Regions from separate parts of the Homo sapiens genome. Here regions 1 and 2 are each linked to region 3. Evidence: chromatin loops called from intact Hi-C (ENCODE). Cell type or tissue: chondrocyte. All regions are shown on one strand. Each heading gives the region's core, and the rest is flanking DNA. Links, peaks and the distances in the headings are about the cores only. Region 1 overlaps SORBS2 (sorbin and SH3 domain containing 2). Region 2 has its middle 35 kb from the start of SORBS2. Region 3 has its middle 120 kb from the start of SORBS2.

Region 1 (10,319 bases), core at 2,538-7,537, 140 kb after region 3:
CATGGAAGAGCTTTGCAGTCACATAAAGTTGGAATTCATTCCCAGCTCTGTAGTGCTAACTTGGTCTTGGGGAACAGGCTCCTGGGCTTTTCCTGACCCCTATTTCCCTACTTAGGGGGAAGAGATAATAGCACTTACATCTGAGTATTATCATTAGGATTAAATGAGATTACTGCAAAATGACCGGCATAGCGCCTGGCACGTCAGAGGCAGAATGAATGGCCACCCATGCCTATTTTTGTCATCAGCATCAGGATCATCATCATGTTAAGTAGTTTGGGTTAATTCTTTAGGGAAAGAAAAAGAGAGAAAGAGAGAGAACCATTGGAGCTTCTTTACAGAGGAAAAGTAATGATCATATTTGTGGGTGAAAAATATATAACTGGTAACAGTATCAAATTAAATGAAGGGCACAAGAAAAGATTACGAAATGATAGTGTCGATGAATTCGACAAGAGGAAAACTTGGGCATGAACTAAGGTGACGGGGCCGGGAGAAATGAGCGAGGGATGTAATCAGTCAAGCCCTGCTCTGTGTCAGTCGCTCTCCTAAGTGTCTGGAACGCATCTGAAACAGTGTCTGCCAAACAGTCTTCGGCACAGACAGCTCTACTCGAGTGTGGTCCTGCGTTGCTAGAGGCGCATGGGATGCATAGAGTGAGGGAAATCTGGGGGTACCCGTGGCTTGTGGAGGAGCCTCTGAGGTTTCTCTGAAGAAGTGCGTGAGGTGGGGCCTAAGAATATGTCCACATTCGCTCTGGAAGCTGCCCAGCCCCACTGTGACCAGGGAATAATAGCGTGGCCACAGAGCCCAGGCATGCCCAGCCCTACCGTGACCAGGGAACAGCGTGGCCACAGCGCCCAGGCATGCCCAGCCTCACCGTGACCAGGGAACAGCGTGGCCACAGAGCCCAGGCATGCCCAGCCCCACCGTGACCAGGGAACAGCGTGGCCACAGAGCCCAGGCATGCCCAGCCCCACCGTGACCAGGGAACAGCGTGGCCACAGAGCCCAGGCATGCCCAGCCCCACCGTGACCAGGGAACAGCGTGGCCACAGAGCCCAGGCATGCCCAGCCCCACCGTGACCAGGGAACAGCGTGGCCACAGAGCCCAGGCATGCCCAGCCCCACCGTGACCAGGGAACAGCGTGGCCACAGCGCCCAGGCATGCCCAGCCCCACCGTGACCAGGGAACAGCGTGGCCACAGCGCCCAGGCATGCCCAGCCCCACCGTGACCAGGGAACAGCGTGGCCACAGCGCCCAGGCATGCCCAGCCTCACCGTGACCAGGGAGCAGCGTGGCCACAGCGCCCAGGCATGGAGCGATGGATTTCATATAAATCTGCAGGGCCCTGGGAGCCATTGGTATGGCTGGAATGCAGGATGCCCGATATGGAGAGATAGTGAGTAAAATCGAGCAAGCAGACCAGAGCCAGATGGCAGGGCAACTGTGAGACATTTCAAGCAGGAAGGTGAAATAGGATTTCCTTTATAAGATAGTTTCTCTGTTGTGAGAGCACCACTGAGGTAGGGTGGGAATGAATTCAAGAATTTCACATAGGGCCAGGTGGGGTGGCTCATGCCTGTTAATCCCAACACTTTCAGAGGCAGAGGCAGGAGGATTACTTGAGCCCAGTAGTTTGAGACCACCCTGGGCAACACAGTGAGATCCCATCTCTACAAGAAAATTTAAAAAAAATAAGGGAATTTCCTGTAGGAGGACAGTACAGTAATCCAGGAAGAAAAGATGAATGGCTCAGCTGAGACAGGACAGTAGGGCTGGGGGAAAAGTGCTGGCGTGGAGAGATTATGGAGACAGAACCAACAGTTCTCAGCTGGCATTTGGGAGTAGAAGCAGGCTATGGTTTAATCACCAGGTTTCTGTCTTGGGAAAACAAGACATGGAAAAAGTGTTTTGGGGGAAGAAGATAGTGAAACTGGTTTGAGACTTTCTGAGATGGAGATATAGGTGGAACACTTAGGTGGATATGTGGTTTTAAAAAAAATGTCTAGACCAATAGAAATATATTGAGCAGCAAAGAGAAGCCACCTATGTAATTTTTAATGTTCTATCAGCCACATTTTAAAAAGTAAAAGGAAACAGATGACACCAACTTTTATAATATTTTTAACCTAGTACAGCCAAAATATGATTTCAACAAGTATAAAAAATAGTAATGATTTCCTTGACATTCTTTTTTTTCGCATCTTGTGTGTATTTTGCAGGATAACACATCTCAGTGCAAGCAAGGCAGGTGCCCGGGAGCCACATGTAGCCCGTGGTTGCCATGTAGACCTTCAGAGAGAGGCTGGGCAGGAGGTGTCTGCTGGGGATGGACTAGGATAAAAACCTTCTCTGAAGGTACAGATCAAAGATTGCTGAGGCAGGGAGGGTGCAGCAGAGGTGAGCTTGTCCCAGTGGCAGGAGAGAGGAAGGAATTGCCGAAGCTGCCCCGACCTCTTTCTTCTATTTTTGAGGGTGTAGGATGTGAGATTGGAGTCTCAGAAACTTTGGAAACTTTGTTTATCTCTGTTGAAATTTACCCAACAAGAATCTGCTATATAAATTTGCAGGGCCCAGCGCAAGATGAAAAGGCAATTCCAAAAGTATGATGAATAAGTTATAGATGATGACAGCAGGGTATCAAACAGAACACCTGGCCGTTCTAAGCACAGGGTCAGGTGCACATGCTCAGTTTGCAAGCTCATGAAGCCCGCCTATACACACTACTTGTGTTTTTAGGCATCATCTGTGAACACTCTTGCCTACTGTGAATCAAACACAGTTTACTTAGTGAGATGATTAATGACTTTGAGTTACTGTGGGGTATTGCTGCTGGGAGCCACTCTTCCTGGCTGGAGGTGAAAGCAGCTTCTCCCCAGGCCAGAGGTCTGGGTGCACCAGTCCTGTTATATCCTTCCCACATTCCTCACATAGGCAGGACTTCAATCATGCTCAGACACCATCACCCTGACCCTCAGTCACACACCCAGGACCTCAGTCATGCCCAGAAGCATCATGTCAAGGGGAACCACCGAGTCCCCAGCCTGCTAGAAATCTGGCAGCTCCTCATTATCATTCTACTTATAGAAATTCCTCTTTCTCCACACCTTGTCATGGTAAAAGCATCCAACATGGATGCTTTAGATTGGGCTTCCTCAGAGGGGTGGCGGGGGAGAACTGGACCCAGGAAACACCATCTGAATTCCCTGAGATCAGCAGGATATCTAGAGAGTTGAGGCTGGGCCATGTATCTGCAGTTCTTGTCCCAGGACAATGCTTGAAGACACCTTATTTAGATTTTTATATTTGTGGCTGTGACTGCAACTCCCCTGCCTTAAAAATGTAAATTTAATGATCACTTTCAAACTGTCCCTGTAGTACATTATTTATGAACATAGGACCTTGCCTCCCTGAATAGCACCAAGCGCCCATGGCTCAGACACTCATCAGTGGGGCCGTGCCCCACCCACTGCCTGGATTTCCTCCCTCCTCCTCCTTCTCCATCTCTCCACTCTCTTTCTGCTGCCCTCTCTCCCCACCCTAACGTCATTTCTTTACCTGGTTATTTTTAAAATCCAAAAAACAATTTGAAGTGACATTTGTTATACTTAAGAAACAATTTTATGTCACCAATGTTTGGTCACTTAGTTTTAAAAGTCAGTAAATAACAGTATTTTTTTTTCTTTTAAAAAAGAAAGTAAAACAAATGCTTTTTGACAGACTTTCCCTTTGTATGTGCCTTGTCAAAGGCAGGGCTCCTCCAATTCTGCACCAATGTCCTTCCAATTTTGCAGGACAGGAAGGGGCAGGCCAGGCAGGAGCCTGCGGGGACCAAGGCCCAGTCATGGATTTAGCTTTCGAGGAGGTGTGGCCGCTGCCATGTGACTCCATATCTTTCAACCACAGGCTTGGTCTCTGTAAAAGAAGGATGCTGTGCATAGATCATAGGACCAGTCGTTCTCTTATATGAAGTAATTTGTGCAAAGGATACCTCACAGGGCCTGGCACATAACTGGCTCTCAGTCCATAATAACTTCATCATCAATAAAAAAAATCCCCAGAGATGGAAAGGAAATCTTTGGCCCAGACACGCTTTGTTTTGTCAAGATCTCCCAGAGGTATTGACCAAACAAGGCTCAACTGGGTCAAAAATAAAAAAATACACAGAATAAAAATAAATTTCCATAATAGATAAATAAATAAAAATCTTCTTAATATACAATCCATTTGACTTTCCGTGATCATGTTGTTCTTTAACTGTTGAAGTCCAACTTAAAACTCAAAGAAACTTCATTAGAGTATAACAAACACACTCTTGTATCTTCTGGTCCCAATTAATTACATTGCACTAAGGCAAACTAATCATCTGGAGATAAATTATGTGGAGTATTCACGGCAAAAATGATGACAGGATAGAATGTGGGAGCTCACTGTTTTCTAAAGACCTTATTCCCAAAGAACAGCCATCCTGCCACTGCCTAGGCTAGTAGAGACTGCAGTGCCACAATCCTGAAGCACTTGCTTGAGAATGCATCATATGATCTTTTCCCAACAGAATTTGGATTTACCTGCTTAATGGTGTTTTTCTTGGGCTGATCTAAAATGAGTCTTCACATCACATGGTATTGGAGCTTTGCGATCTGCAGGGTTAGTTAAGAAAGTAAAATAACAGTAAGTATTCTTATAAATAATAATAATGGCCACCATTCATTCAATGCACAGTGTGTCAGGCAGCGTGCCAAATTCTTTAAATACCTCTCATTGACTATTCACACAAACGCTCTGATGAGTACATTATTCTCATTTTACAGAAGAGGAAACAGGCGCAGAGAAGTTAAACAACTTGCACAGGGTCACACATGTGGGGAAAGTGGGATTCCAGCTTGAGTCGGCCACATTCCAAACCCTGCACTGTCAACAGTTTTCTAGACTGCCCATTTGTGGGAACTACAGATCAGCCAAAAGAAAATGTTACATTTCTCATTTTATCATTCTCTCTGTATTTTTTGCTCATGGGCTCTATGGAAACCGTTATTTATAAGTGAACACCAAATTTCCGTATCCTCAAGATCAGAAATAGCACGACAATAAAAAGAGGGAGGAAGAAAAAAAACAGTCTAGGATGTCAACAATTTTTTTTCTGAAGATTTATTTTCTTCTCTTTGCTTGTTCATATTTTCTTTCCTTCCTTCCTTCCCTCCTCCCCTTCCTTCCTTCCTTCCTTCCCTCCCTCCCTCTCTCTCTCTTCTTTCTTTTCTTTTCTTTTCTTTTCGATGGAGTCGCACCCTGTCGCCCAGGTCGGAGTGCAGTGGCATGATCTCAGCTAACTGCAGCCTCTGCCTCCTGGGTTCAAGCAATTCTCCTGCCTCAACCTCCTGAGGAGCTGAGATTACAGGCACCTGCCACCACACCCAGCTAATTTTTGTATTTTTAGTAGAGACGGGGTTTCACCATATTGGCCAGGCTGGTTTCAAACTCTTGACCTCAGGTGATCCTCCCATCTTGGCCTCCCGAGTGCTGGGATTATAGGCGTAAGCCACCACGCCGTCCCATATTTTCTAAATCTACTTAACGTTATGAAAATTTCAAAATAAGGAGATGTATCTAGAATGGGGCCAAAGGAAATTTAGGTAGCACCAATCATGTTTAGACATCTAACTAGGATGCCACAAGACTAAGCAATAGAAAACAAATTTTTAACCCTCTGAATATAAACATTTTGTCAATTTCCATTATCAAAATTTGCATCAATTTTAAATTGGGACATTATTTAGAAGCTGTCCCATTAGAAAACTGATCATCACCAACTTGATCTTCAATGCCAGGGGGCCTGTCTGTTTACTGGCAGTGGTGGTTTTACCCCTGGATTAAGAATGATTAGCTCTACTTTGGAACCAAATACAGTTCACATGGAGTTTAAAAGGAATCCAGAGTCTTGGGGCTCTGTACATGTTGAACAATTTCCCTTTGTTGACTATTAGCACTCTGATCTAAAGAAGAAAATGGTTACTCTGACGGCATGTACTTGTGGGGGAAAAACAATCTTATTTTTTTCACATTTTTAAGAGTATCTAGTGTGACAAATATCAAGTATGAGCACTCACTTTTATAATAAATTCCACGTTGCAGATTAGTCCTAACATGCTAGGTGAAAGAGTTCACCCGAGGCACTTAGAGTAAGAAAAATAAAAAACAAGTCAAGAGGTCATCTTCAGAACATCCACTGTTTATGATAAACACTGTACAGCCTCACCTTGGCTGGCTTTGTACGTCCATTATTCCATCATTCACTTTTCTCCACTGTGAGCTAGGTTTTTTCTATGGGGCAGGCACTGTGCTATATGAATAAAACAGAAGTCATGGCCCTCCTGGACCTTCCACACCCAAGGTCTATGTATACCTTATATCTGAAGCTAACTTGCCCAGCTCACAAACATGAGTCTGTACAAACAAAACAAGATCATATGAAGTGCAGAAAAGCTTTTTCTTAAACATTTAATGTATTCATAAATGTATTGCCCATATTTTGTTCTTATGTAGGTGGTAAATTTATACTTACCATTGCATGGTAATAAAATGTGACATGTGGCAAAAATGTGCTCATTCTAATTTAAACAGATGTAGGTTTTAAGTATTGAAAATTAGCATACTTTCCCAAATTAGTACTTAGAGAAACTTTTTAAATTGTTTATGAAAAGTGGCATTTTAATAAGCCTCACTACATTGCCATGCTCTTAAAAGCACATTCATATATTTTATTATTTTTCCCCCATACTCATGATTTTCTACTCAATGTTCACATTTTTCAGAGAACAGAGAGTATGGAATATTCATAGCTAAGTACCAAAATCAGCCTTCCTTTCCATTGACACAATGTGGAACAGGAATGCAATTTCTGTGGTACAGAGTCAATGCTGAGTGACAAAATTGGATCATTTCAGAAAATGTGATCAGGGAATCTTGAATTGTTCCCTAAATAAAGCCAGTTGTTTAGTGATAAACATATTTTAGAGTATTTGTCTGTGAGATGAGAGATGCTTTCTTATCAGACCAATGGACTAGTTTATGAATAATGAAGTTAACATTCTTAGAATTGAAATAATAGTTTCTTTTACATGAATAGACCATCTATTTATATATGGCTGCACAAATAAATTGAGTAAAATATGAGTTCATAGATTTCTTGGCTCTTTTAATGTGAAAATAATTCCAACTGTAGAGTCGCCCAGCTCCTCAGGTACCTTGTAATGATCCCTGAAGTTTAGAGTCCTTATTCATTGGAGGAAGCTATTAGTACACATTCAACAGATAAGTGGCAAAGATACACGTATTGTACTTGTAGAGCCAGGGTGGTTATCATGTGAGTGAGAATTGGGAATGTTTTCGCTACAATATGTCTTTTTGAGTGTGGCCACTAATCAGTATGGGTTAATAGACTGATCGAATAATACATCATTATTTTTGTGTTTTACATCTTACCCCAATGCTAGCTACTCTCAGGACAAAGTTAACATAACCACTGAAGCAGTGAGTGGAGATAAGTGTAGTTTAACAATTTTTTTTCATAGCAAATGTGTTGTGCGCAGATGACTGTCTTCTCATATCCTGAATAAATCCAACACTATGCTATTAAAAAAAAAAAGAAATAAAACTCCAGATCTCTTGCCTCCTCAAAATCTGTGAAATTAGAGACATGTTTCAACAGCCTAGAAATTAGCAAGGACCATTCATGAACTTTTTAACTACAGTAGATATATTGTTTCTCAGTGAAACAGATAACGGCAAATGTAGCCCATGGAGGCACTGCTCCAGTTGATTTGGAAACAGTACAAGAGTTTCTAAGTATTTATATAGGTAGGAAGAAACTTAGGGTCAAACTCATTTCCAAATGCACTAAAACAGTGAGAAAATGGTCAAGAAGCAAGAATAGCAGCAAAATTACCTAACAATACCTCACCTGGCACATTTTCAAAAACTTCTAATGCTTAAAAGGAGTTTAATGAAATATTGCATTAAAAATCAAGAGAATTAAAAAGTTATAATGTCTCTCTTGAATGATTCTGTTGTAAAAAAATGGTATATTCTGAGGACACCAATGTATCCATTTAAACATAAAAATAGAGGAGACTATAGAATGAAATTATGACTTTATTTGCTAAAATTATATTTAATAATTTATATTTAAACATTATAAGAAATTATATTTAATTTCTTGATTATATATAAATATATTCCATATTTGATAAGCAATTACTCTATTATCTAATACACAATTATATATTAATTATACTTATAAATATGATTTATTTCATAAATTATACTTTGCTAAATAATAAAATTGTTATGACTTTATTTTGAATAATTATTGCATAGAATCCCTGAGTACCTTTGTAGCTAATTCGAATCTGGATAAGGTGAGTGGAGATGAATGAGTATTAGGAGTTCTCTACAGGACTGCTTAAGAGTAGAAGGAAGGCAGTCTCATTTCTCATGGAAAATGGAAATATCATATTAATCTCAAAGAAACACAAAAATAAGCTTTAACACTGGATCTTAAGCTGACTTTTGAGTGTTAAGAAAAAGAGCAATGCAATGTTGAAGACTTCACAAAAAAGAGTATAAACATCCCAAACAAAGATGACCTGACCTGGTCCTTGATCTGTAAGTCAAACGCCCCAAAGAATAATTGGAGTCCAGAGCGCAGGTGTGTTCTGCGGCCCAGGAATCATGTATTCTCCAGCTCATGTTCTTAAGTTTGTAGGTCGTGGCGTTTGTTAGTACTTGAATTTCCAGCACCCTTGTGGTTACCGAAAATAGAAGGTGGTACAGAAGTCCAATTTGGAGTCTCGAAGGTGTGTTCAAATGTGTGCAACTGTTTTTAAAATAGGCCAAGTGGATAGATCTTAATCTGTAACACGAAAACAGAGTTCAAGTTGCAGAATGGTGGAGGCTCTGCAATTTAGAACCCACGTTTGGCCACAGTGATGGGCACCGTTGGTGAAGAGCTTTCCAATTCCTTCTTCTCTTACCCAACGTTATATATGCAAATAGAAGGGTGGCTTGAATTGAGTCTTTCTCTGTCTTTGCAGGTAAGATTCATTACAGGGTATAATTATAAAATTCACCAAATAAGTATACCCTAATATAATGCTATAAAGTGAACTCAGCTGCAAGGTTCTCTTTTTCAGAAGTTTCACCAGCGAGCCTTGTACGAATAATTCCTCTCTGAGATTATCTCATTTCTGAAGTCATTTTTCTAATTATCTTAAATGGTGCTATTCTCCTTTGATAGTTGACTGATTCTGAGATCACACTGCCGTACTTGAGTGTCTGGCTATGACTCAACTGAAATGTGCCTAATTTGAAACTTTGAAGCACCAAATTTTATTTGTTTTTCTTTTTAGGATATAGCCTATTAATTTCTTTCCCCCGCTGAATCCATTCTTACTGAAATTATTGCAAACCCCATTTTCTCTGTCGGTATCTCTTTTCTTTCTCTATGAAAACCTCTTTCTGTTGCTCCATTGATGCTACCACCTGACACTTCAATGAGTCTACGATTGCGAACAGCATTAACAGCTCATTTAGTTCATGAGGGGTTTGAGTAGCAAGTCTCCGACAAAGCTGCTCCCAGGCAGAACAAAGCAGCAGCTGGCGCTGGAGCAGCCCTGGTGCTCACGGAACAGCCCGGCAGGCCCCGTGGAAAGCCCTCTCCCATCTCAGATCTGGATCTGGAACATGCTGCCTGCGCCATGTGATGTCACCTGCCCATTCGCCGCAACAATGTTTCTTAGACCCTGGCGCTGGTCATGGCTTTACCTGTAAAATCATCTTCTGCTCCCAAATTTTCAAAATGTGTAGGGGATGATTACCTAGGTTTCGTAATGTGCTTTCCAGCTATGATTCAAGGTTAAATGAAAAGTGAGAACTATAACACTCGTCCTGAAAGTCTCCAGACTAGGCCCTATTTAAGAAATGCTGTAGAGAAATGGGCGGTAGGAACAATACGGGAAACCTGCCCGCCCACAATCTGCGTTGCTGGATTTAGCCATAAAACCCAAGAGTACCCAAAGTGGAGGCACTTAGGATAGGGTGGAGACAGATGGGAGGAGGGAGGCTCAGAGAGAAATGAGAAGACCTGAATTTTATATAAAAACTTTTGTAAATTAAAAAAGAAATCAGACAGAGCTCTCAGAAATCATAGGTCAAAGTCATTCAATCTTTCTACAAAGTAAAAAATAGAGAGGCTATATAGAAATAGCCCCATTTAAGGATGCTATTTATAATCCCCTCGGGTCGTATAACAGTTTCTCTGT
Region 2 (10,319 bases), core at 2,131-7,130, 86 kb after region 3:
CATCAAACAATTATCTTCTGGTATAAGCTAAGCTCTATGTTATGCAAGGGTCCCTGTTACATACATGAAGTTTTTCTCTACAGTCTTATATTAGTCAGGGTTCTGTAGAGGGACAGAACTAATAGGATACATATATGGGAGTTTATTAAGTATTAATTTACACAGTCACAAGGCCCCACAATAGGCTGTCTGTAAGCTTGAGGGGTAAGGAGAGCCAGTCTGAGTCTCAAAACTGAAGGACTTGGAGTCTGATGTTCGAGGGCAGGAAGCATCTAGCATGGGAGAAAGATGAAGGCTGGGAGGCTAAGCCAGTCTAGTCTTTTCACATTCCTCTGCCTGCTTTTTATTCTGGCCGTGCTGGCAGCTGATTAGATGGTGCCCACCCAGATTAAGGGTGGGTCTGCCTTCCCAGCCCACTGACTCAAATGTTAATCTCCTTTGGCAACACCCTCACAGACACACCCAGGATTAACACTTTGCATTCTTCAAGCCAATCAAGTTGGCACTCAGTATTAACCATCACAAGTCTTTTACACGATGTAATATATATATATGTGAATATGATTTTAAAAAAATCCCAAAAGGACAGCTTGTAAGTGCAACCCCTTGCTTATTCCTGTCTCATAGAGATGACCGTGAGTCAATCCACCTTTCCTTTATAATCATATTATTATATTTCCTTAAAGGAACGTAAAAGAATATGGAACCACTTTAAAAAATACCTGTTTCTAAATAAACTTGTAAACACCAAATCATGGTCTTTGTGGTAGTTGAAGGTGAATTTCTTCATGTCTGGGAAGATACAGGTTTTCCGAGTTTAACAATAGCCATGTCAGAGGCAAAATATGAAAGATAAGCTACTCATCTTCTCCACTCTAAATGATTTTTAACAAGTGCACCTGGTATCAGCCGAGGGTCCCCAGAGAATATATGTTTTATACATAAATATGGAGATTTATTATAGAAATTGCTTCATGTGATTATGGCAGCCAGGAAATCCCACGATCTGCTGTCTGCAAGCTGGAGAACCAGGAAAGCCGTTGGTGTCTCAGTCTGAGTCTGAGAGCCCAAGAACCAGAAGCACCAACATCTGAGGGCGGGAGATAGATAGGTGTCCCAATTCAACCTGAGAGGGAGTGAATTTACCCTCGTGTGCCTTTTCATTCTATTCAGGCCCTCAACAGATGAGATGATGCCCACACACCCTGGGTAAGGTGGATCTTTTTTATTCAAGTCTATCAATTCAAATGCTCATCTCTTCCAGAAACACCCTCACAGACACACTCAGAAATCACGTTTCACCAGCTATCTGGGCATCCCATAGCCCAGTCAAGTTGATGCATTAAAATTAACCATCACATGCTCTTAAGCATATTTCAACCCGACTCAATAGAACTAGAGTCTTGTAAAACATATGATATACACACTTCAGTGGTTTTCAGCACAGGCAGTTGACCAGGCTTACTTGTTCAAAGAAGAGAAGATGGGTTTTTAATAGCACTCACAAATCAAATTCATTAAGTCCCTATTTTGATGTAGGAGAACAGAGCTATCATTGCAGCAAAATTTTCCAAGGCCAGTGATGCCAGGATACCAAGGAGCTACATGCTGTCATTTGCTTGGGTCTCTCTGACAACCATGAAGACACTGTCCTCTTTCCCTCTAACAACTTGTTTGTAAAATTGTTAGACTCTCGACATATGGGACAAGTCAGCAGAATGTTAGACTTCCTATAATATCTCAGCAAGACTGCCTTGAGAACTCATGGCATGTGGATAGTTCAGGGAGTTGTGTGTTTTTCCCAACTCAGTCATTACCAATTGTACATCCCACATGAAAGTCACTTTAGCATTTTTCCATATTTTAGGGGGAAGTGGTGACTCATGCCCGAGGGGCAGGATGAGAATATAGGTCTCATAGGCATCTTCAAACCAGGTTCGCCTCTGCTCCACATTTGTGCCATGAAAGAGCTTCGTTTCATAACAAGCCAGAGACCAATTCTAAATCAGTATCTGCACAGGCCTGAAGAATTGAAGGCTTATGCAATAGCAGTCATTGCCAGGGTGGGTGTGGATCAAAACGCAACGTAGAAATCCTTACGCCATTGCAAGCAGCTTGTCTCCTCTGCCCCAGTTGTTCTTGTAATTTTAACAACCATATGCTTATCTTCTGTTTTCTGGCAGCCTAGAACTGTTCTTCATTTCTTTTTTAGACTCAATAGAAATTAAGTGGTTTGGCCATCAACATTCCTGTCTGTCGTCTCTCAGTCTTCTGTGAACAGGACCAGATGGAATAAGCTCTTTGATAGTTACACATTCATTGGAATTGAAAAAATGGGCAGCTGATTTTCTATTTTATAGGCAAAGTCCCAGGCCTGCCCCTGTGAGAGTGTGGCCTGCTGGGCTACTGTCTTATTCTGCAACAAGGGGTGAAGCCACAAAGATTATGTCTAAAAGAGTAATCACAGAGACAGGACAGGGTTTAGGCAGAAGCAAGAATTTCAGAGCATGTGAGTGAGGAATTATCTGCACTGGAGTGGACTTATTTTATAATGGGAAAATTCTCAGAATCTCAAAAAAAAAAAAATGGCAGGGAGAGGAAGAGTGGCAGGCGACAATCTAACCCAGTTTGTGACTTGGAATTCATAAATTCTTTATCTGTCGATTGGACAGAAATAATGAAAAAGACTTTTTTCATTAAGGAAAATCCTACTTCAAAATACAATGGGCTGAGCCTTGCAGTGTCTCAAGTCGGAATTCGCAGTGGGTTTGGGGAAGCTCTGGTGGCTCCACTGGGTAGTGTCTGCTCTCTAGAATGGCAACAGGGTCAACAAGGGTGTGCCAAGATGCCAGGAGCTTTATTAGACCCTGAGCAGGAAAAAGCTACTCTTTCAGTCTGATGGAGCCCTAATCTGACAGGGTCCTGGAACAACAGTGCTTGTTTCAGTAAGGGCCAGCTATATAAGAGGTGGTTCTAACATCATTCTCGTGATTGATGGGCATTGTCCAAAATAAACAAAACAACCAACCTTTTCGTACCACCTAGCAGCTGTCAAGTCCCTGTGTCACAGATGTGTCACTACTGTGTGCTTCTTTAATATAAATAAGCCACAGCTAGTGAAAGGGCTACAAGAGATATTTTAGTTTGGTTCATCTCACTGCATCTAATAATCTCAAGTAACTTGAAAATGTTTAGGATATATTATCTATAGAAATGAAACAGTACTGAACCCAGCAGACTTAACCGTCAGATAAAAGGCTCAAACTATGTCAAGAAATGTCCTAGACAGGTATGGTGGTGGCTGCCTGTAGTCCCAGCTACTTGGGAGGCTGAGGTAGGGGGATCCATTGAGCCCAAGAGTTTGAGTCTAGCCTGAGCAATGTATGGAGACCCTGCCTCTTAAAAAAAAAAAAAAAAAAAAAAAAAAAAAAAAAAAAAAAAAGAGATATCCTTATAAAGAACATTTAAAACCTGGACTTAATTCTGAACCACTAGAATACTAGAATCTTCATTTGTGTGACAGTTTTTCTAAGACTTTTTTAAAAGTTTACCTTTCATAAATTTGCATCCATTTGAATTTTTATTTGCATTCAAGTTGATTTCCTGGTTTCAAAATCAGTCACAGCAGTTGTTGACATGGAAAAAAAATTTGCCAAAGCAAAAGTTGAGATGGTGTGTCACAAAGGATTTCATGAACTAAAAGTTACCATTCCTTGTCCAATAACTTTTACTTCTCTTTTATTCCATGATATTAGGGGTTCTGTGGTTAAAGGCACTCAGGAATCCCTGCAGGTTGGCTTTCCCCAGAATACCCTTGAAGCCCAGAATCATCATGGGGACCACTACAGACTTGACCTGGATCCTAGGGCCTTTATGAAAAAGTCATCACCGCGCATCCCCTTCTCTGCCTCCATTCCACTGTACTCATATAATTTCGGGGTATCTGAGACTGCAGCTTAAAGCATCATTCTCAAGGAGTCTCTGAGTCTGTCGAATTTTCTGGGTGGCCCCAATCCCAAACCATGACCTGGGGACAAATTTGGGGGTTCTTAAATTTCTGGGAGAGTTCAGATCCCACAATTCAGGCCAGGTCAGCCCTGCGACTCGGCATGAATGTGAGAAGCCTGCGGAATGCCAAAGGACTGATAGCTGTAATCTGAGACATGCTGTTTGCTCTTTGATGAGACTAGCCATCAAAAACGATAGCAGAAAAATCTCAATCCTTGCCGATGAAGCCAGTTTCTACCTGATGAACAGATCTCCTAAGATGTGAGCCCAGTGCTTCTTCAGTTCATTCCAGGGCTCTAGGGTACAACTTACTGCTTGGAATAACTCATTGCTAAACAGTCTGCAGGGTTTAAATTGTCACATTCCTTATGGAGTCAAGGTTGCTATAATCGTTGCTGCCGTCTACAGCAGCTCTGGGAAGGGCAACAGGGTGGAGTGGAATTTCACACATGCCATATGTCGCTTACTCATCCTGCGAGATCTGGCTTGGACTTGCTGCAGTTGGGAGGAGAGGAGGATGTATGTCTGGATGATACAATCACAGGGACCCCAGATCCTGCGAGGATGGATTCTGAGCTATAATTGTTCACCATTGACGCATGTGTTCAGCTTGATTTTCTGGTCCTGGCATTTCGGCACTCAGCAGTCACCTCCACACTGGGCAGAGTGAGAATTTGGTGCACCAATCCAAAAGATACTGAAGGCATTTTAAAGGGAAACCAATTCAGTCCCTTTTCTCCAATCCCAAAGAAAGTGTCCACTCACTAGGGAGAAATAACAAAATTAGATTTTGATTTCTTATCTTAGAACAGATTGTTTCCTACTAATTGAGGCTCAAACACAAAGTGGTAAAAAGTCCACTGGAGCAGACTTACATTATGATGGGAATACTCTCAGACTCTATCAACACTGAATCTGTTATTAAACACAAGATAAGTGTAAGTTTTGGGGACAGAAGTTATCTAATTGTTTTATCCTTTGCCATGTTTTATTATAAAAAATCTTGTCTCTATCGCCACTCCCGCCACACCAAAGAATCCCCAGGGAGCATGGCCCCAGTGAGTCATGTTTTTATTCTGGATATCCTCATCTACCAAAGGTGTTATCATTCTTTCCTTTCCCTAGTTTTTATTTGACAAATAGGGATTTTTCTCTAAATTTAAATATCATAAATAAAATTTTCAAACACAAATGCCCTTGGAGATTCTGAATCATAACTCCATTCTCCCCCTTCCCCCTCTCTCCCAAACTTTCCCTGGTTTGAATTACAAGCCTAGGGGGAAAGAAATAACAGTTTAACTTGATTAATGGAGCACTCAGCAGAAGCACCCGCTTCCTATTCTCTGCCTTGCTTTCTACCTCATTGAATAAATGTACGCTATTATCTCAGTCTCGCTTCAGGCTTTACCAGTGAAATTGTTCCCAATAGGATTGCCAAAGCCCTTTTGGTTAGCCTTAACCAAGTGATAGTCTCAGTCATGTTTTAAAGTCAGGTTTATGAAAGTATAATTTATATACAGTATTCACCTTTTTTAGGAGTACAGATAAATGAATTTTGAAAAATGTATCAAATTACAGAACTTCCAACACATCAATGTGTAGAAAATTTTCATCTCTTCAAAAAGGGTCCTTGGCCCCATTCAGTTGATTTTCTTTCTGACCCCAGCCCCTGGCAAACCCTGATCTGCTTTCTGTCCCTATAGTTTTATTTTTCCAGAATGTATTATTAGTGGAAACATGCAATACTTAGTCTTTTGGGTCTGGCTTCTTTCACTGGCATGATGCATTTGAGAGGCGTCCATTTGTTGCAACTATCAGTGGCCTTTTCCTTTTTGTTGCTGAGTAACATTCTGTTGTATGGATGTACCATCGTTTCTGTATCCACTCTCCAGGTGATGGACATTTGTGTTGTTTCCAGGTTTTAGTGACCATGAATATAGCCTCTATAAATATTCACTTTCAGGTTTTTGTATGAACATATGTTTTCATTTCTCTTGGATAAATGCCAAGGAGTTGGGACTGCCAGGTGGCATGAAGTTTATGTTTAACAGTATCAGAAACGATCTTCCAAGGAGTCTGTACTATTTTGCATCACCACTAGCAGTGAATGAGAGCTCCTGTTGCTCCACATCCTTGTCAGCATTTGATATTGTCAGATTTTGTTTTGTTTATATTTTGGCCAGTTGAAAGGTGTGTAATAGTTTTCATTTGCATTTTCCTAATGATTAATGGTACTGAGCATTTATCATGTCCATATTTAGATCTGCATCTCCTCTTTGGTTAAAGTACCTGTTCAAAACTTTTGCCTATTTTTTTGCTTCTTTTTTTAAATTGGGTTGTTTGTTTTATTATTGTTGAGTTGTGTACATTCTTTATATATTCTGTATACCAGCCTATTATCAGATACATATTTTGTGAATATTTTCTCCCTTTCTGTGGTTTCCCTTTTATTTAGCAGAGTATTTTAACTGTGATCAAGTCCAGTGTGTTAATTTTTCCTTTTATGGCTTGTGCAATTTGTGTGCAATATAAAGCATTTTTTCTAACCCAAATTTACAAAGACTTTCTCCTTTGTTTTCTTCTATAAGGTTTACAGATTTTTTTATTGTTGCAAAATGCACATAATATTAAAATTACCATTTTAACCACTTTAAAGTATGTAATTCAGTGATATTCACTACCTTCACAATATTGCAAAACCAACATCACTATCTACTTCAAAAACATTTTCATGGCCAGGCACAGTGGCTCACACCTGTAACACCAGCACTTTGGGAGGCCAAGGTGGGAGGATCGCTTGAGCCGGGAAGTTGGAGACCAACCTGGGCAACCTCGTGGGACTCTGTCTCTACAAAAAATTAAAAATAAAAAATTAGCTGGGGGGTGGTGGTGTCCACTAGTAGTCCCAGGTACTAGGGGGGCTGAGGTGGGAGAATCATTTGAGCCCAGGAGGATGAGGCTGCAGTGAGTCATGATCACCCTGCTGCACTCCAGCCTGGGTGACAGAGCAAGACCCTGTCCAAAAAAAAAAAAAAGCATTTTCATCATCCCTAAAAACCCCATACCCACTAAGCAGCCAATCCCCATTCTTCTCTTTCGCCAGCCCCAGGCAGGCACTAATTTACTTCCTGCCTGTATGGATTTGCCTCTTCTGAGTGTTTCGTATAAATGGAATGGAATCGTGTTACATATAGTCTTTCGTGTCTCACTCTTTCATTTAGCATAAGTTCTCAAGGTTTCTACATCTTGGAGCATGTATCAGTACTTCATTCCCTTTTATGGCTTAATAATATTTCAATGTATGAATATGCCATCTTTTCTTTATTCATTCATTAATTGGTGGGCATTTGGTTTGTTTCTACCTTTTGGCTCTTGTAAATAATGCCGCTGTGAGCATCGGTGTACAAGTTTTGTTTGAAGATCTGTGTTCACTTTTTACACAGGAGTAGAATTTCTGGGTCATATGACAATTCTGTGTTTAATTTATTGTGGAATCATGAAACTGTTTTCCACAGTAGCTGTACCGTTTCACATCCCTCCAGCCGTATATGAGTATTCAAGTTTCTTCACATCCTTAGCAACATCTGTTATTTTCTGGTTTTGCTGTTGTTGTTGTTATTGTCATTCTCATGGGTGTGAAGTGCTCTCTTATTGTGGGTGTGTTTTGCATTTCACTGGTGACCAACGCTGTTGGGCATCTTTTCGTGTGTCTGCCGATCATTCGCATATCCTCTTTAGAGAAATGTCTCTTTGAGCCCTTTGCCCATTTTTGAATTGGGTTCTTTGTCTTTCTGTTGTTAGCTTTATAGTTTTGAGTTTTACATTTAGCTCTATGACCCATTCCAAGTTAATCTTTTTGTATAGGGTCCAGTGTATTTATCAGTGTTCATTTTTACACATATGGTTCCAGTCTTTGTTTAGCAAGACTGTCCTTTCTCCATTGAATTGCCTTAGCACTTGTGTTGAAGGTGTGGGTTCTGTTCTCTCCCACTGATCTATGTGAACTGCCTTCCTCCAAGGAAGGGATGTGTTATCTCATATACTCATAGAGTGTACAGTCTTCAACACTGTAGGTTTACAGTGAGGTCATGAAATCAGGTAGGTAAGGCCTCCAACTTTGTCTTCTTTCTCAACATTGCTTAGGCTATTCTACTTTCTTTGATTTTTCATACAAATTTAGAATAAAATTTCCCATTTCAAAAAATAGCTTGCTGGGATTTTGATGGAAATTGAATTTTAATTGGGATTTATTGCACTGAATCTAAGATCTATTTGGAGAGAATGGATATCTTAACACAACTGAGTTTTCTCATCCATGAACATGATATATCTCTCCATCTTTCAGGTCTTACTTAGTTTCATTAATAATTTATAGTTATAACTAATAATTTATAGTTTTCAGCATACAAAGCTTACATGTATCTTGTTAGATTTATTTCTAAGTATTTTTTCAGTGCTACTGCAAATGGTATTGCTTATTAATCTTCATTTTCTATTGTTTATTTCTACCATATGGAATTATTGATTTTTCTATATTTACTTATATCCTGCAATCTTGTTAAGCTCCTTTATTAATTCTAGTAGCTTGTTTGCATATCTTTGAGATTTTCTATGTAGACAATTTTGTCATCTATGAATAAAAACCGTTTTATTTCTCTTTTATTCTATATATATCCTGGGTTTTTTAAATCTAATTGCTACAGCTAGAACCTCCAATACAATAATGAATAGGAATGGTGAAAGTGGATACCTTTTCCTTGTTCCCAATCTCAGTCCTGTGTTAACTGCTGTTTTGCTTTCTCTTAGTGAAACTACCTAGACTTTTGTGACCCCACACTCTCCGGATTCCCATTGAATCATCCTCCTTTTGTGGGGGCCTTTTCCTGCAGCTGCCTTTCAGGGTAGTTGTTCTACAAAGTCTTCCATAACTCAGTGCTCTGTTCTTTCTACCCACACTCCCTGTGTTATTGCATATACTCATGGTGTACCCAGTGTCACCCATGTACGGACTCCTAATTCCATATTCAGTCCCAGACCTTCTCCAGCAGTCTTATTTATCTAATTGCCTGCCAGCTGCCTGTCCTAGAAGCATGTTAAATTTAATTTTTTTTTTTTTTTTTTTAGACAGTCTTTCTCTGTCGCCAGGCTGGAGTACAGTGGTGTGATCTTGGCTCACTGCAACCTCCGCCTCCTGGGCCCAAGCGATTCCCTTGCCTCAGCCTCCTGAGTAGCTGGTACTACAGGCATATACTACCATGCCTGGCTAATTTTTTGTATTTTAGTAGAGACAGGGTTTCACCATGTTGGCCAAAATGGTCTCGATCTCCTGAACTCATGATCCGCCTACCTTGGCCTCCCAGAGTGCTGGGATTACAGGCATGGGCCACTGCACCCGGCCAAATTTAATATTTTTAATATTTACTCCATCACTCCTACCTTCTCTGTTTGCTTCCATGGGCTGGTTTCTCTAGTGACTATTTTTCAACACAAATCTGATCAAGTTGCCCCTTAGCCCCAGTGTACCTTTTAATGTACGATATAACTTTCATGGGGTGTCCAGTCTTCAACACTGTAGGTTTACAGTAAGGTCATGAGATCAGGTAGGTAACTCCTTACCATGGCTAAGAAGGCCTGCATGCTCTGACTTTTAGTTAACTCTCAGGTCTCATCTTCTGACACTTTCCTTCTTGTCCACTCTGCTCTAGTCACATGGACCTCCAGTCTCTTTCTTGAGCCAACCAAGTTTGTTCTCACTTTAAACCAAAAGTAGATCTTTACATGACTAGAGCTTTTTGGACACTTAGGTCATTTAGGCTCACATGTGGCCTCCTTAGTAAGATTTTCTCTATTCAGTCTAAGAGGACCACTCTACCACCTACACATCGTCTTTCATATGGTCTTCTGTCATTTTATTCCTAACATTATCATCTGAAATGACATTATTTAATTATTAGTTTCTTATATCACTTATTTCTCCTTCTAGGAGATAAGCTCCTTGAGGGCAGGAGCATTGGTCATTTTGATAGGAGTCCCTGTGTCTGGTGCCTATAGCACTCCCTGAGCACGGAGTAGATGTTCAGTAAATCATGAATGCTGAATGAATGAATTAATTTTCTAATTCACCGTCCACCTGGTCACCTAAGCCAGAAACCTGGGTATCAGTTGATTCCAACAGTGTTTGGTCAGTAAAATAGAAAGCACTGTAGATATTTTAAGCAAGAAAGAATTTAGTACAGAGAACTGGGAAATTATAGAATCAATTAAAAGCCTTAAAGAAGCAAAAGTCAGAGAAGCCACTGCTAGTCTTTCGG
Region 3 (10,319 bases), core at 2,412-7,411:
GGCAGAGAGGAGAAGATATTCCAACTCTGAAGAGATGTGTAATTCTCCACTTACATAGCACAGAAAGGAGTAGATGCTGGAGCCGACTCCACAGCACAGCACCTGTGGGGCTGGATGCCGGTCCCTGCTGAGGCAGCATCCCTCTTCACATCATTCTGTGTTCATTGCTTCCTCATTCCTCATTTCCCCCTCCCCTCCACTTCCAGCTAAAATAAAGTGGTTTTAATGAGGCATCACTTGGTGAGCTTTCGAATCAGGAGCCTGTAGGAGGACTGAACCAAGGATGTAGAGCCCTGCTAAATGCATCTTTCATCACTTTGGGGCAGGAGGACAGACCTAGAGGTACTTTTTGACGAAGGATTTAGTGCATTTGTTCCTGGGCTCAGGAAATATGGAGTTCTCCACTTCTGAAGTTAAGCACTTTAGTGCCCATCAACCTTAAGATTGAGGCATTATGGTGTCAATAAAGAGCAAAAATCTTGGATTCAGATACATGGCTAAGCAGCTACTTCATTTCACCCTAACAATAGCTCTGTTAAGAAAAATTGAACCTATCTCACTGTAAGAGTAAATAAACAGAAGTTTCAAGAAATTGCCTCACCCACGGTGAGACTGCTAGTACAATGCAGAACTTGATATACTTTTCAAAAGGTCACATGTATTTCTCAAAGCGTAGGAAACATGCTCCTCCAGTTCTCGTGAAGCACTCACTCACTCACTCACTCACTCACTCACTGGCAGAAGCACGAGATGAATGAGTTTTCCTTAAAATCGGGTTCAAGCACCAGGCTGACAGGAAACCATGTCATAATTAAAATCAGTCAATGTCATTGTTGAAATAGAATGACTTGTCATTCAAGAAGACAATTCTGAGTGGAATTTCAATTACATTTGGAATTAAAATAACTGTGCTATGTAATCTTTTAGAAGGTAGTCCTCTTACTGTCTAAGAAGCTGAATTTATTTTTTAAAACATTCTAATTAGGCATTCTTGAGGAATTTCCACCTTCAGTGAAACTGACAGCCCGTGCCATGCTGTGCCGTGCCGTGCATGCTGTGCTGTTGGTAGTGAGAGCAGAAGCTGAGTGTGGGAGGTGAAAGGAGACTCTTGCATAGTCTTAGAAGCAGACGGAAAGGGAAATCTTCTGTAAATTGCATTTCTAATCAACGTGATGACCATGTTTTCTAGCCCTAAAATTGGGACATGTGACTTGACAAAGAGACAGAATACTCAAAACTGGGAATGATCAGAAATATGGGATTTATGGTTATCACACTATTATCAATGGTGGCAAGGGTCAGCTTGAAGAATTCAGAATTAAAATTTAGATTAGATTTGAGGAAATTTACTTTAAAAATTAATTTCTGAATATGTCACACTTATGAACATTCAATTCTCTGTCTTGAAAGCTTCCCACCACCTCCTTCTCCTAAATATCCTGTTTGTGAGTTCCCATACGTACTTTATAACTTTGTGTAATTGATGGTTTCAGTACCCATTGCCTATGTGCAACTGCATTCAGCCTTTGTAGTTTTGGAACTGAGGATACTGCCCACTCTCAGTTGGCCATCAATAAATATTTGTTGCAGGGATGGAGGGTGGGTGAAACTGGAGCCAACCAGAGCCAGGATAAACCATGTGCCTTGGTGCTTTTCTTGTGAAGGCTTTATATTTACTTCTCTTCGCACAACTAAATATGGGACTAAGTTTGAATAGCACGTGTCTCCTCATTGAAAACTTACCGTTGGCCAGGTGCAATGGCTCACGCCTGTCATCTCAGTAGTTTGGGAGGCCGAGTCGGGCTAATCACTTGAGCTCAGGAGTTCAGGACCAGCCTGTCCAACATGCAACATGGTGAAACCTCATCTTTACAAAAAACACAAAACTTAGCCAGGCATGGTGGTGCACACCTGTAATCCCAACTACTCAGGAGGCTGAGGCAGGAGAATCACTTGAGCCTGGGAGAAAGAGGCTGCAGTGAGCCGAGATCATACCAATGCACTCCAGCCTGGGTGACAGTGAGACCATGTCACAAAGAAAAAGAAAACATACCTGTTCACTACTCTCCCACTTAATTTTCAAAGGCAGCCTGTGTCTCTTTTCCACATTCTCCCATGATGCTCTGTGTTACCAACTACGGCTCTGATTGATTATTGGTGTCTCTGTGGAGAGTAAATCATGTTTTCCACCCATATACATATCTCAAAAACAGCCCACCGTTCTAGGTTTTAACTGGACAGCTTCAAATTGGTGATAATTAGCCCTATCAATACCCTAGTTAAAGTTGGTATGTCTAAAGAACTAGTTCTTGGGTACTAACAATGGCTACTCATGGTAAAATGTTGGCCTTTTGGTGGAGTTTGTTCTAATGATCTAATGTCTTAATATTGCTATAGCACTTGGAATAGTGCTGGGACATAGTGAGAGACATTTTTGTGTTTGCCATTATCTTGCTTTATATCTCAACAAGCTTATGGGGGCAGAGAAAACTGATGCAAAAGTCAAGGAGTCTCTTAAACGTGTTATCTCCCATGGCTTAGTTTTGAGTTTCTTGTTACAGATAAGTGATATTTAAGCATAAAATAATAAATTTAAAATGTGGTATTGATAGCTGAGACTCAGCCCCTTTATGGTGGGACAGAAGCTTGTGGAAATAGTAGATACTTGGGATTGAACCCCTTGTGCCTTAAGGACCAGAAAAACTTCTCAGTTATTGAATTTGGATCGGGTTTTACTAACTGATACATTGCCTATTGGTTTGTGGGTACAAACTGTGTTTCTTTGGATTTTTCTTAAGAACTGGGGAAAGAGCTACATTAGCCTTGATTGTTGGCTGATTTTGATATCTGTAATGATTTGACTTGGAACAGAAAGGCAGAACATATTTCATACATAGAAGGTACTATCCAAAACACCTAAAGTGCAAATTATGGAGAAGCGACCTGACTCAGTAACAAACTATCCCGAAGAGCCATGATCAAGCATCTTCTCCTTGAGCAGTCTAGGGATGCACAGAGGGGGCCACAGAACAGTGTTTAGAAAGACAGACCCCGTCTTGAGTATCTGATTAGAGTTGAATGTCAGCAACTGCCTTGATTTCTCTCTCATTTTTTTTTTTTTTTTGAGATGGAGTCTCACTGTTGCCCAGGCTGGAGTCCAGTGGTGCAACCTCAGCTCACTGCAGCCTCCGCCTCCCGGGTTCAAGCGATTCTCTTGCCTCAACCTCCCACGTAGCTGGAATTACAGGGGCCCGCCACCATGTCTGGCTAATTTGTTGTTGTTGTTGTTGTTGTTTTTTGTATTTTTAGTAGAGCTGGGGTTTCCTCATGTTGGCCAGGCTGGTGTCGAACTCCTGACCTCAGGTGATCCACCTGTCTCGGCCTCCCAAAGTGCTGGGATTACAGGTGTGAGCCACCGTGATTGACCAAAATTTTTTTGTTCTTTAATATGTAAAATCTCATATTGCTTTGTGGAAGGGTGAGAGTTTTCTAAACAAAAGCAAATTGGATGCCTTTATTCTAGAAGGGTGTCTTCATTCTGTTTCACTGGTGAGTGCAAGCCTTTGCGTGGCAGGGACAGTGCCTTATTCATGTTTTATCCTGAAGGGCTTACAGAGGTCACGCCATGAAGAGCGGTTCTGAAAATCATCTGTGGAATGAATAAATGAATGAAAGCAGGAAAGGCTCTTGTCCTCTAGATTGTTATTCAAACAGTGTTCGAATTGCTATATTATCCAACAATGGCATGCGGGAAAAGACATGAGGGTTAAAAGAGAAATCAGTCAGCAAAAGTGCCAACCAGAGAGGGACTTTAAATGAAACCTACTGGGAAAAGTTGACGGATGTGTCTTCCCTAAAGATTTTATTTTTTCCTATGGGGAAAAATGCTTTGAAGGAAAGACTTTTGATTGAGAACAAAACCACAGTCTCTGGAAAGTGTGCAGCTTAGCAGGCCATCTATAGAGAGACTTTAAAGCCAGTTGGAGGTCAACTTATGTTCCTAAGCTCTGTAATCTTTTCAAGAAGGGTCTTCATATCAGGTGGCCTACTTTCACTGAAATGCCACTGATATTGGCTAAATTCTGTTTCCTTTCCAATTCATATTCTGAAGTCTTAACCTCCAGTACCTACGTATGTGACTTTTTTTGGGAAATGAGTGGCTGGTAAATTAACAGATTAGGTAAGATTAGGTCATTTTGGAGTGGGGTGGGCATTTGATCCAATATAAGTGGTGTCCTTGTTTATAAAAAGGGGAAGTTTGGACATGGACACACGCGCAAGGGGAATACCGTGCAAAGATGAAGGCAGAGATCCAGGTGATGCGTCTACAAGCCAAGGAAGCCAAAGACGGCCAGCAAGGGGAAAGGCAAGCAACAGACTCTCCCGCACAGCCTCAGAAGGAACCAGTCTGCTATAACCTTGATCTCAGGCTTCCAGCCTTCAGAACTGTGAGATAATGCATTTCTCACAGGATGCATTTCTCACAGGATGTTTAAGCCATCCTGTCTGTGGTACTTTGTTATCACAGCCCAAGCAGACGAATAGACCCACAGATGATTCAAACACTGTTGTACTTTAATGGTTACTGCAAAATACCACAGTTCACGATGATTCTACAGCGATACTCTAGAACTGCTGTAACGTTCGAGTAGACATGAGATCACTGGGTGGATTGTGTTTTTACCAACATATGAAACTGTAATTATCCATGAGCACCGTACTGCCTTTGGAGACACTGCTGGGACTGTGACTCAGACCTCCCTTGAGACAACTGGTCATTAGGAGTCACAGTGATGTGGAATCAACTTTGTCTTTCTGAAAAGCTGGAGATATTCATCATAGCCTGGACTGCCTGGGATCTACATGTTTTCTCCGTGTTGTAATGATGTGAAACACTTTATTAGCAGAGGAAGACATTTTTAGGAGAAGCATTTTGAATCAGAAGGCTTAAGAAGAATTCTGCTTTTCTCGTGAGTATCAAGTAGTTGATTATTGAGAACTGAAAACATTGTAGAAGGATAATTTACAAAATGACCCTTAAACATCTGCATTTATCATGGAAGATAAAAGTCTAGAGAAACTGTTTTTTAGCTGCTAGGAAAAGCTGTGTTTTCTTCAGAGGGTAAGTCATAGAGAAGGATCATGGTGTGGCCAGGGCAACCGAGCCCCAGGGGGGCTCATCCGCTTTAGGCCAGGCCCTGCCTACAGCAGTTTGCAGAGGCTGGTCTCAGATGCTTGCCAACAAATACAGCCCTGCAATGCAGTGACATTGCATTCCGGCAACTCTCTGTTCTCTTCATATTTTCTCATAAAATCTTGGCTCTGGCTAAAGAGAAAATGCCGTGCGGTAGGCTTAGCTCCTTAATGGTGAGGTGTTGATTTGGTATAGGTCTGTTTTCAGCCAACCCAGTACTTAATGTGTGGGGATTTTGTTGTTGTTAATGATAACAGTATTGTCTGGCCAAAAAATCATCCTTGCCATCCAGAAGTAAGACTATCATCGAATCACGCCACTTCTGCTTGCAGACAAGCAGCAGTGGACATGTCAAAACCGTGTGTGGTTATTAAAAGTTGACTTAACACCCTACTCTCTACCCTCCACTGTCCTTTGCAAGATTTCTTCAGTATATCAGGGGATCCATCCTTTTTTCCCTCCACTGCCCCCTTCGTAGCTGCCCCTCTGACAAATGCCTCCTAATCCCGCAAGCATTGCTGTTCAGCTGCTTCTGAGTCAGCTCATTTCCTCATGATCTTGGGGCCCCTTCCTCCAAGTGGTTTACCAAGGTGTGTGTTTATTATGTGTATATAATAAACACACACATATATAAATAAATATATAATAAACACACACACTAAATATATATCTGTATCTATATCTATATCTATCTATATATATATATATAGAGAGAGAGAGAGAGAGAGAGAGACAGGTTCTTCCCTTAAGATGTACTCTAGGGCAATCTCATATAAGAATTCTTTTCCACACACTTTTACTCACTTTCTCTTAACTCCTGTAAACTTAGAGGCTAGACCATTTACTTACATGTCCTTGTTATCTTTCTTCTCTTTCTGCATGTGTGCATGTGTGTGTGTCTGTCTGTCTCTGCCTCTCCTGTCTTTTTCTTTCTTTCTTTTCTTTATTTTTTGTATTGACAGTGACTCTCTCCCTAACCTCACTCTGGTCTGTCCTTGGCCCATTTAGTCTAATTTCAGCAAGAATCCTGCTGCGTCAGTTTAATGAAAGTCCCCTGCACTTGGGGTCTGATCCCCCTTGGTACCTGATCAAATGCCTCATCCCCTAGCCTTGGTATCTTATCACCCTGGCCTGCCTTCAACAAGATTATTTTTGAGTCAGCCTAGTAATAACCCCCGGCCTTGATGTTCCCACTTAGTAATTTTCCATCTGCTCACCCGCAGCCTGCTTCTTGGCCATCAGTCTCCGCTCGTCCTTGTAGTTGGAGTTGAGCTCAGTCACTCTTCCCAACTACAAACCTCCTTGTGGTGTCCCCCCTCATAAAATCTGTGTGTCCTTAACAAGTGTCATGAATATTTTTTTCTCTAGCAGTAAAAGAGTTATTATAATTAGACCATAAGCTTTTCCAAGGTAAAACTTTTCTCCTTGGCTCCTGAAATCATGAGTATATAGTAGTTGGTCAATAAACATTTGCTAGTAGATGGATTCTCCTCTTCCTTCTCATTTTCCCCCATACCCTCCTTATTGTCTTGCTTCCTTTTTCCTTCTCTGTTTAGCATAAAAATGATGAATCATAATGATAAATTATCTAATGTGATCATAATGTATGTAATTCTGTGTAGAATTGTTCATATACTTATAATTATACCATAAAAAGTGAAGATATCATCACTTTAAATATATTCATGTGTTTTCTTCATTTAATCAGCATTCTCTAACTTACTATTAATGAAATTATCCATTTCAATAGGGTAGGTATATCAATGCATTGAGTTTTTAGAGGCACATACATTTCACAGGGACTTAGTGTTTTATAAAAATATGTAGCATTGATGCATTAATTAAGGGAGAAGTAAAAATCCACAGAATTCGTATACAAGTCATTATTACTTTTTCCATCACAGAATTCTGCTTCTTTTTATTTTATAAGAAGAATATAGAAACTATGATTTTTCATTGCTTGGAAACAAGTGGATAGCATTGGAGGAGGGGACAGATCATATTTCATGAGTTACACCTTCAGAATAACATAAGATAGTGATAAGGAGAAATATCTTATCAAAACAGAGAGAGCTGAAAGGATTCAAAATCCCCCAGTTTAAAACTCTATCCAGGGCCGGGAGCAGTGGCTCACACCTGTAATCCCAGCACTTTGGGAGGCCGAGGCAGGCGGATCACGAGGTCAGGAGATCGAGACCATCCTGGCTAACACGGTGAAACCCTGTCTGTACTAAAAAATACAAAAAATTAGCCGGGCGTGGTGGTGGCGGTCGCCTGTAGTCCCAGCTACTCGGGAGGCTGAGGCAGGAGAATAGCGTGAACCCGGGTGGTGGAGCTTGCAGTGAGCCGAGATCGCACCACTGCACTCCAGCCTGGGAGACAGTGAGACTCCATCTCAAACAAAACAAAACAAAACAAAACAAAAAAACCTCTATCCTAGTGTTATAATAGAGATACAAGTTTTATTCACTAACATAAAGTAATAAAAACTGTAATTCTATGGGGTTTTCTTGTTATGTTTGGGGGATGAGGAGGTGACCATTTAAAATATCCCTGAAAACAAGTGCAGAATTATCAGTTTCATATGTTGTTAGCATCCTGTTCTGATTCTTGTAGAAAAGTAGTGACAAAGATAACACACATTTGTTCTGCCCTCGTGTGTGCCATGCATGGTAAGTGCTTTCTGTACATTGCCTCATTGACTCCTCACAACCACATCGTGCAGTCATTTCTTTTCTTATCTCCATTTTATCCATGGCTGAGCTGAGGCTTGAGAGTGAAATAAACTGCCCAAGTTCATCCCCGTCAATAGCAGAATATGAGATTCAACCCATAGTGTCACACACGCCCAAAATCAGGCTTTTAAAAATCTCTTTGCGGCCAGGCACAGTGGCTCATGCCTGTAATCCCAGCACTTTGAGGGGCCAAGGCAGGTGGATCACGAGGTCAAGAGATCGAGACCATCCTGGCCAACATGGTGAAACCCCAACTCTACTAAAAATACAAAAATCAGCTGGGCGTGGTGGTGCATGCCTGTAGTCCCAGCTATTCGGGAGGCTGAGGCAGGAGAATCTCTTGAACCCGGGAGGCGGAGGTTCCAGTGAGTCAGTGAGTCGAGATTGCACCACTGCACTCCAGTCTAGCAACAGAGTGAGACTCTGTCTCAAAAAAAAAAAAAAAACCCAACAAAAAACAACAAATAAAACCTCTTTGCTATCATAATGAAAACAATTGACCTTTGATGGATCATACAAATGAGATATTTGCTTGTACTCTGCTTTAAACTCAATTATAAAAGACTTTGGAAAGAAGAGCTATGATGATTTACAGATTGAATCTTTCTACATCATGTGAGGTTGATTTCTTGAAGTTTCTCAGAACTGGATTGACACCCTCTGAGTGTTAACTGGTTGGAATGAATCCAAATTCCTTCAGCGCTTGTGGAAGCCTGGGTCACCTGTCTCAGAGATGTTTATCCCAGACTTGCAGACCCAGAAATCTTGTGAGGTGCTGCCCAGGAACCCACAGTGGTAACAAGCTCGTCATAGGATTCTTGTGTAAACTAAAGTTTTAAAACCACTGTTATAAGGGTGATTTCTCTTTCTATAGGTGGAAAAAGATTACATCCAAATGTTTAGTTTAAAGGAATATCACTATAATTGTGATAAACCAGGAGTTGCAAACTCGTGGCCTGAATGACAGTAGTTTTTCCTTTGGCCAGCACAGTTTGTTACCATAAGAGTTTGGATGTGTTTATGTAAGGCATACGCCCTCTATTTCAACACAGTGCCCATGACTTCCTAGCATCTTAGACTTTGAAGATACCTGCATGATCCCTGAAGAAAGCTGGAAAGAAGAACCTTCTTGGCCAGGCGCGGTGGCTCACGCCTGGAATCCCAGCACTTTAGGAGGCCGAGGTGGGCGGATCACGAGGTCAGGAGATCAAGACCATCCTGGCTAACACGGTGAAACCCCGTCTCTACTAAAAATACAAAATAATTAGCCAGGCGTGGTGGCAGGCGCCTGTAGTCCCAGCTACTCGGGAGGATGAGGCAGGAGAATGGCATGAACCCAGGAGGCAGAGCTTGCAGTGAGCCAAGATCGCGCCACTGCACTCCAGCCTGGGCAACAGAGCAAAACTCCGTCTCAAAAAAAAGAAGAAGAAGCTTCTTATACATGAAATCCATGAGATACTGGGGCCCCACGTGCCTGACTCTCCCGCAGTGCTCAAGACCTGTCTATAAAGTAGTTTTTCTCTTTGTTCAGGGAGTTAGACAAAGAAGAAATATGTTTTCTTTTTTTCTTTTTGAGATGGGGTCTTGCTCTGCCACTCAGGCTGGAGTGCAACAACAGGGTCATAGCTCACTGCAGCCTCAGACTCCTGGGCTCAAGTGATCCTCCCGCCTCAGCCTCCCAATGAGCTGGGACCACAGGCACATACCACCACTCCCAAATAATTTTTATTTTTTATAGAGACAGGATCTCTCTATGTTGCCCAGGCTGGTATTGAACTCCTTGGCTCAAGGAATCCTTCCACTTTGGTCCCCCAAAGTGATGAAATTACAGGTGTGAGCCACTGCCCCCAGCCAGAAATATTTTTTTTTCTATGCTTCTTCTTGCCCTCTATAAGTGACTTAAATATTCTCATGGGTCATTTGAGACCTCAGTCCTTTTTGATAAAGCAGAAGGGAAAAAATGGACAGGAGGCCTTCAGTGAAAACAAACCAGCAATATGAGTATTTTTCAGAAATTAAGAAAATAAAACAATTTATGTTAAATCAACAAGGTGACATATCAAATAAAACAAATCAGAAGTCCGTGTTGGTGATGAAAATGATAGGACTTGTGTATCCCTTGAGTGTTCACCATATAACAACAGTACCTATAAGGGCTTTGAAAAGAAAAACTGTCAAAATTAATCAAGATTCATTTTTGGGAAAAGATGACATATTTGACAAATTAAACCACTTAAGGAAAGAATAGTAGAAATGACATATAAACTTAACTTTATTTCATCAATATAGGTAATTGAAGTAATTGGGCTTTTATTTTGTAACTAAATATATGTAGTTTTCAAATTAAGATGTAATGGAATTTTGACTAATACTTAATTAGGAGCCTTTGG

Evidence for each region. A loop is a pair of places that touch in the nucleus more often than their neighbours do. Peaks named below come from ENCODE experiments on the same cell type or tissue, not always from the same donor. Only the 100,000 strongest peaks of a DNase experiment are listed, where the experiment ranks them.
Region 1: it touches region 3 in a loop (2.5-fold over the local background); 1 of 110 quality-filtered maps calls a loop at or near these places.
Region 2: a loop joins it to region 3, with 3.0 times the contacts of the local background. A loop is called at or near these places in 1 of 110 quality-filtered maps.

Annotation. Positions count from the first base shown.
Region 1 is chr4:185,787,448-185,797,766 of GRCh38, reverse strand. The region is part of intron 1 of SORBS2 (sorbin and SH3 domain containing 2); the gene reads left to right. Among named protein-coding and RNA genes, the nearest start is that of SORBS2, 20 kb to the left of the region's middle. RefSeq lists enhancers at 555-1,070, 1,071-1,587. In chondrocyte, for the core only: no CTCF peak of the experiment used is centred there; no DNase peak of the experiment used is centred there.
Region 2 is chr4:185,841,742-185,852,060 of GRCh38, reverse strand. It overlaps a transcript of SORBS2 not described here. Among named protein-coding and RNA genes, the nearest start is that of SORBS2, 35 kb to the right of the region's middle. In chondrocyte, for the core only: no CTCF peak of the experiment used is centred there; no DNase peak of the experiment used is centred there.
Region 3 is chr4:185,927,587-185,937,905 of GRCh38, reverse strand. It overlaps a transcript of SORBS2 not described here. Among named protein-coding and RNA genes, the nearest start is that of SORBS2, 120 kb to the right of the region's middle. In chondrocyte, for the core only: no CTCF peak of the experiment used is centred there; a DNase peak (open chromatin) is centred at 5,199.